2 separate regions of the Mus musculus genome follow, and region 2 is linked to region 1. A link is a contact called in ENCODE Hi-C or POLR2A ChIA-PET data. All regions are on one chromosome and are shown on one strand. The core of a region is the stretch at or near the end of the contact, and the rest is flanking DNA. Distances in the headings are between cores, read along the strand shown. Region 1 overlaps Klhl29 (kelch-like 29). Region 2 overlaps Klhl29 (kelch-like 29).

Region 1 (3,599 bases), core at 111-2,610:
GAGGACGGATCTGGGCCCTAACTGGGGAGTCCTCCATGGTGCTCTGAGGGTGGGGCCGACAGTCTAGATTCTTGTAGCCAATGGCTCCACCAGTGCCCCAGCCATGCCCCTGTGTCTCTGCCTGGTGCCATTTCAGGGCAAAAGAAGTTTTGAGTCCTTTCTTTCTAATCAAGCTGTCAGTACAGAGCCCCGACAGCAGACATTGATTTTTCTATGAGTGGAGACTTTTCTCATGTTCCTCATCATGACGGCCAGTTCCTCCTTCTAGATCTTAATCTCTTCTGCCACTAAAGGCCTCTATTTGCTTCAGTTCCACTGGGACCTGATCTACAATCAGCATCAGTGTTTTACTCTGGGTCTTAGACTGGAAAGAAGCCACAGCTAAGACCGTGTGAGTTGACCTTGCATCTGGTTTTCTTGGTCTTTTCATTTTTCCCATTCAGTTATTCTGAGGTCCCAGGCTCCTCTGGGAAACACCCAGCACCCTTACAGTAGCCCCAGTGGCCTAGGCCTCTAGCACTGCAAAGGAAGGAAGCTCTCAGCTTAACCCTGCAGATGCCCACCCCTCCCAACCCCGGTAGAGTGAGCAAGTTAAATTCTGAGCTTTCTCCTGTAAACTGCCAGGATTTACTATTTAAAACCTTATCATTCAGGCGTGGAACAGTAGCTCAGTGGGTAAAAGCACTGCTGTGCAAACATGAGGACCTGAGTGTGAGTCCCCAGCGACCATACAAAAATCAACAGGATGTTACAGCTTGAGGGTCTGTAATTCTAGCGTTCTTGAAGGAAGATGGGCAGGAGTAATCGTGAAGGCCAGATAGCCTGGTGTATGCTGCGGAAAAACAACAACCAGACCCCATCTCAAGGTAGGTGATGGCTGGTGTTTGAGCTTGTCTCTGACCTTGGCACATGCACTATGGCATGCGCGCATACACGTTTACACACATAAATGTGCACATACACCCATTAGTAACTCAGCTTCAGTCATATTTCCCTTTGTCTTCTATCAGGGAGGGATGAGAAGGGCGGTCGTCAATCTTACCTAACAGGGACTAATGTTAGAACACCCCTCTCCTAACAACAGATGTGCTGTCTCTTCCTGGCTGAGGAGCCTGCGGCTGCTGGGCTCGGATCTGACTGCATCAGAGGAGAGACAGCAGCGGTGTGCACAGTACTGGCCTCCTGGAAGGAGCAGTACTTGCCCATGAAGACGACATCCTAACAAGTACCCTCAACTCTATTCACACCCACCCAGGCTTCCATGTCTCTCAGCAGAGAGAAGAAGCTGAAGCTCTCTCTGAAGAGAGCAGCCTCACGAATTCCTCTGGGATTTGGTGACTCACTCCTTTCCCAAGGCCAGACCATGGGCTCAGGAAAGGCTTCAGTCTTTCAGTCCCTGCCACAATCATTGTCATCTATATGTGTCTGACATATTATAAAGAAATTGGGGACTGGCAAGACTGCAGGATTCTTGTCTAAGTCGAAGGCCCTGAGACCCAGGAGAGCTTCAGGTGTAAACTCCACTCTGAAAGCTAGCAGCCTGGAAACCCAAGAGGAGCTGGTGTTTCCACTCAGTTGAAGGCACACACACACACACACACACACACACACACACACACACACCTACCCAGAGTCCCAGTTTAAGAGCTTTGTAGGAGCTCCCCTTAGTCAAGGTGGGGCCAGCTTAGTGTTCCACTTAGCCCTCGTATGTCTGGTCTGAGGGAACACTGGGACCAGCTACCTGCTTTCCTCTGATTACTGATTACAGATTCAACGTTAATCTCCTCCCCAGACACTGCCGCAGACATCCGCAGAATGATGTTGGGCCAAATATCTGGGAGGCCCATCAAGTTGACATATACAATTAACCATCATACCATCTCTGACAACTGGCACAATTATATTGCCTTTGGTTGGATTTTTATTTGAATCTGTACTCTGGGTAAGAAGGGTCCAGGTGAGGGGAGGGTTGAGGGGAGAGATGCACAATAAGAATCTTAAGCAGGAGCCGGGCATGGTGGCGCACATCTTTAATCCCAGCACTCGGGAGGCAGAGGCAGGCGGATTTCTGAGTTTGAGGCCAGCCTGGTCTACAGAGTGAGTTCCAGGACAGCCAAGGCTACAGAGAAACCCTGTCTTGAAAAACCAAAAAAAAAAAAAAAAAAAAAAAAAGAATCTTAAGCAGGGCTGGAGAATTCCTTCCACGAGGATGCAACTTTTCCTTTGACTCTCCCTCCTAATAAATCCTGCCCACGCCCCACACCCACCCCCAATCCTTGGACACACCAAGTATGACTTCCCCCACTCCCTGGCAAAAGAGAGAAAGAATGCAGTTCCCTGGCACATCTCATCTGTTCCCACACCTTGGCATATGCTCTGCCTAGTTTGCTTCCTAACTGCTAAAACTACAAGGGGCAGGCAGTGCCTTCCATTCCAGATCCCTAGGGTAGCTCAGGGGGCCAGCCTTCCCACGCTGCAGCTCGAAGCATTACTACAACATCAAAAATGTTCCACTGGCGGTTTCAAGATTCCTAAAAAATAGATTCAAAACATCTTTAATACTCTCTGAAGAAGCGATACATCACAGGAAAAGCTGTAACCTTTAGTATTGCTGATATTATCCAGGCCGTGGGCTGGCTTGGACGGCAACCACAGCCAGTTCTTATTCCTGGTGGCTGTGGCTGCAGCCCCAGGTCTAGGACCCTTCCACCCACTATTGGAGGAAGCAGCCGCCTGTCTGAGTATTTGCCTAAAGTGCTTTTGCGGAATCTGAAAGGAGTCATAGAACTCAAAGGCAATGCTTTTCAAGACACAGCCTTCTATTAACACGATATCCCTGAAAATAATATCTCCTGTCTCCAGCACTAACGTGCCGTGTACGGAATGCATTTCCTGCTTTCTCCCCTCAACATGGAGCTGTGAGCAAAGGCTTGCGACTGAGCCTCTGCACTGCAAAAGCCAGCCAGGCACAGGCAGAGCTCAGTGCATTACACATGAGCATGGTGATGACCAAACACTATCAAGCACCGGGGTATAGGAGTGTGTAGAGACCTGCAGGGACTCCCTCGGGGTCTGTGAAAGGTGCCACACCTGTCTAGAGGAGCATGAAAAGGCAGGAAACGAGACACTTGGACTTGCTGTATTCTTTACCCTCATTTCTTTCTGAAGGTTAGCATTATGGGTAGGTAATTAACGCAAGCAGGGAGGAGGGGACAAAAGGCTGGAAGTAGAGCTCTGAGATGCTCCCATTATCTCTGACAAGTAGATGCTGTTTCTCTGTCTGCAGGATATTCCCATTTCTCCAACTTACAGTTTAAACCTGGATGGGCAAATAGCCTGAGATATGGCCTCTGCTCTAATAGAGAGAAAGCCCAGGCACAGGCAGCAGGAACATAATGTAGGCTCCCCCTTAGCTTTGGAAACCAGATGTTTCCAGGTGATCTCCTTGCCTCTTGTCCAGCTCTGAGCAGGCCCTGCCGTGAGCTACCAGAGGCAGTGATACGGTGGAAACCTCAAAGCCACAGTTCACGTGCTCTGTGTCCTTGGTGGATTGGTAGATGTCTCTGAACCCAGTTCCTAACCTTTTATGGGAAGGATGG
Region 2 (3,529 bases), core at 493-2,992, 52 kb after region 1:
CCTAGCTTTCTAGCAAATAGGACTTGAGCCTCCAAGGGCACTTCTATAGGTTAATCTGCATTTTGGGGGTACACTGGACCTCATAGCTTGGGCTCCTATTTCCCCATTTCTGCCCACCAACGGCCATAGTCTCAGGGTATTGCTTCCATCAGCTGGGTTCTAAGTGGGCAGAATCTATGCTGTATCATCTGCCACACCGTGTCCTGCGTACTCATTTTAAGCGCCCAGTAAGATCTCTCTCACATGCCTTGGTTGTGGATTCATCTGGATCTGGTAGACAAAAAGAGTGGGTAGGCAACAAAGACGGTTTCCAGACTTGGCTAAATAAAAATACGTTCTTCTTTAGGACTAGCAAGCTAGCTCATTGGGTAAAGGCACTCGCTGACAAGCCTGATGACCTGAATTCAATCCCTGGGTCCCACTTGGTGGAAGGAGAGAAATGACTCCAGAAAGTTATCCTCCGACCTCCACAGGGGTGCCACAGCGAATGTGAGCATGGTGTGTGTGCTTGTGCACATACACATAAATAATAAAAAAATTAAGATTAAAAAATGCATGTATGTACACATTCATGTAGTTGAGTGTGAGAATGACTGCACACCTTGTCTTCAGGAACGCCATCTATCTTTATGGAGACAGGGCCTCTCTCTAGGCTGAAGCTTACTTCTAGGTTAGACTCTAGGCAGCCTCCCTAGCAACGGGGTTACACGGGATGGCGTTCATGATCAGCAGGATTGAATTTAGGTCTTTGGTTGAAAGGCAAACATTATCAATTTTGGTATCTCCTTAGCTCTTACCCCAAAATATCTCCCATGACTCCATAGTCTCCTTTGCCGCCTGGCAACTTTGGAAGTCACACCTTCAAGAGAGTGAAGCTGTTCCCTGCCAGGGGCCACCCTCCCTGCACCAGGCTTTTGTGACTGGGACACGAATCTGTATCAGATTCATACCTTGAGAGTGGCAGTCTGTTTGTTACTTCAGCAGAACCTCACCTTGCTTGACCCCTACATCACCAGCCCTACATTTCCATAGAACAACATAGCCTCATGTGCTGGCAGGGAAGTCATCCTCTCCCAGGGAGCGCAGAGGTTTGGGGAGGCCAGGACCCCTGTGCCAAGATGTGTCTCAAGGCACCTGAGCAACTTGGGATCAGGTCAAAGGGATGTCTTTGGATGTAGCTAGCTGTTTACCTCTGGAGGCCACACGCTAGGCCTCATAGATCCAGTGTGTATGAAAAAAAAAAAAAAAAAAACAAGAAACAGAATCCACACCTCCTACAGTCCTCAGCCTTTTGCCACCTCTTTCAGTCTCCTTCAAATGCCAGGGAGGAGGTGGAGACTCAGGCAGCTGGAGGCCACACAATCTGGTTTCAGTCTCATTAAGTGTATTCAAAACAAAGGTCAGCTATTTGCATGCAAGCTCTCGGGTCAGACCTCATTCCTCAGTTTAATTTCGCCTTTCAAACGAATGAAAGAAACGTGGGGCAGTTTACTCTGAGCCAGTCGGCCAAGGGCCAGCTCCAGAGGTGGCAATGTAAGTATTTCCTGCTGGGCACAGAGCCAGCATGTCACAGAGGTCTCACGTGTACATCCACGTGTACCTGAATGGAAGCTGCTGGAAGCACAGGAAGTGCCTGGGCAGAGGAAGAAGGCTCCGAATGGACACGGTACCTCAGACCCGACTGGTTAAGCAATTCTAGACAAAACACTGAAAAATACTTCCTCGTTGAGAGAGTGCCCTTTCCTGGCAGGGTGCCTATGCAGTGGTGGAGGCTGGCATGGGGCCCTGTACCAAGAAGGGAGGGTGTGAGCAGCCGCTGCCTTGCCTTTGGTGTGGAGGGGACAGTCTGCAGAGGACCCAGGCCTTAGGCCTGGGTGAGAGAGCCTTGCCAGCCCCTGTCTGTGACACACACTTGGGATGAAATGTTCTGAAGCAGAGTGGTAGTTCGCCCTCATAATGCCAGCAGCCGAGAGGCTGAGGCTGAGGCAGGATTGGTGGGGTCTGAGGCCAGCCCTACATAGGGCTACATAGGGAGATGGAAGCCAACGGGGCTATAGCTTGAGACCTTGCCTTGAAATGAAAGAACAGAAGCGCAGGAACGAGGTGGAGAGTCTAAGAAATCATCCGTCAGTGGGTGGAGGAGGGTCACACTGAGGTCCAGGTGGGAGACCACAGTTTGTCCGTGCCCCAGGTTAATTCACAAAGCTGTGACAAACATATAATTCATGAACTTGGCTCTGGATCTTGTTTACAACAAAACTCTTTCCTCACTGAGGCACTGTCTTTGAACTCTCCCAGGGACGCTGAGCTAGGAGAGGAGGGAAGAAGGTCAGACTACTTGCTGGGGCGAGGCACAGAGGGAACCCTTTCTTCCACTTATGCTTCGTATTTATAGAATCTACTGCTCCAGAACAGGCATGCGCCTCCATGATTTTGCCTGCATGTCTTTATCGCACCGTGTATGTGGACACCACTGGCTGCTTCCCCGTACCACATCCAGTTCAGGACTTGGAGCCTGGGCTCTGTACACAGCTCTGGGCGCTGGGTCAGACCTTCAGTTTTCTTTCCACAATCTTCTTTTTGATATACTCTCCCTTCCCTAGGGAAGAGGACTCCTTATGATATCCCAGCTAATAGGAAGAAGCGCTGCTCTGAAAACATCATCACTGCTAGCAATCCAGCCACTAGTCTCTAACTACCTGTGCTACTGTGTATCATGCACAGGCACACACCGAATGCAAGGACCAAGTCTCACTAACCAGTTCTTAGAAAAACCAGGATGCGAAATGCAGCTACCCCATGAGTCAGCACAAAGACCACCTTCTGAGTGTCACTAGCATAAAGTCTTCCATGGGAAGGGTCTTTTCTCTCAGTTGACGCTTGGTCGCTTGGTCGGAGGGAGCAAAGGGCTAGTCCGCTTCTTTGGGCAAGTACATTGCTTGACTTGGTGGTTTCATGAATCTACCTCCTTCCAGGCTCCCCATTCACTGGGAGAGGATAGATACAAGTGGTTTTGTGTCCTAACCACAGGTGGGACCACGTCCTTGCTGTGCCCAATACTACCAGAAGCCATAGCATCTGAAACATCCAGGAATGGAGGAGGAGTGGCTTTGTACCCTTCTCCTGAAGGAGACACCAGCCATCATTAAGGATCAAATTGAGGAAATCAAAGTGACCTCCCTGACTTCTACCCTCCCCAAATCACTTGTCACTTGCCCCGAGGGCCCTCCCGTCCCTGCTGTTCTCCAACATCGGAAAAACAGCCCCTTTCCCTGAAGTATGTGAGGGTCCAGAAATACATCCTGTGGGTCTCTGCATGTGAGGAAGAGCCCATCACTGGGGGACCGTCCTAGCCGTAGTTAAGGTAGGCAGCAGGAACTGGCAGGCTTCTGCGCTGACTTCTCAGGAAACTCTCAATCTCGAGGCCAAGTGAATGTCTGGTGTCTGTAAATGCACACAGATACTAAGACCTCCTGGGCCAGGCAGCTGGGAAACCCTAGAGTGGTCTCACCCCGGGTCACAGGGAGGC

What was found. Hi-C counts contacts between places; a loop is a spot of excess contacts on that map. ChIA-PET counts read pairs that join two places held with the same protein, here RNA polymerase II (POLR2A).
Region 2: a loop to region 1 is called in a map of left cerebral cortex, with 2.1 times the contacts of the local background. The contact joins two enhancer-like sites. A Hi-C loop is called at or near these places in 1 of 37 maps with a recorded cell type or tissue (left cerebral cortex). POLR2A ChIA-PET finds 5 or more read pairs at or near these places in 1 of 5 experiments (Patski).

Annotation. Positions count from the first base shown.
Region 1 is chr12:5,160,487-5,164,085 of GRCm38, forward strand. All of the region lies in intron 3 of Klhl29 (kelch-like 29), which reads right to left. Among named protein-coding and RNA genes, the nearest start is that of Gm51980, 120 kb to the right of the region's middle. Within about 2 kb of position 1,361, at least 1 of the 3 ENCODE cell types and tissues checked has a DNase peak (open chromatin) inside an H3K27ac peak, as active enhancers do; it is left cerebral cortex, where a contact is called at or near this core.
Region 2 is chr12:5,212,212-5,215,740 of GRCm38, forward strand. All of the region lies in intron 2 of Klhl29 (kelch-like 29), which reads right to left. Among named protein-coding and RNA genes, the nearest start is that of Gm51980, 68 kb to the right of the region's middle. Within about 2 kb of position 1,743, at least 3 of the 3 ENCODE cell types and tissues checked have a DNase peak (open chromatin) inside an H3K27ac peak, as active enhancers do; they include left cerebral cortex, where a contact is called at or near this core.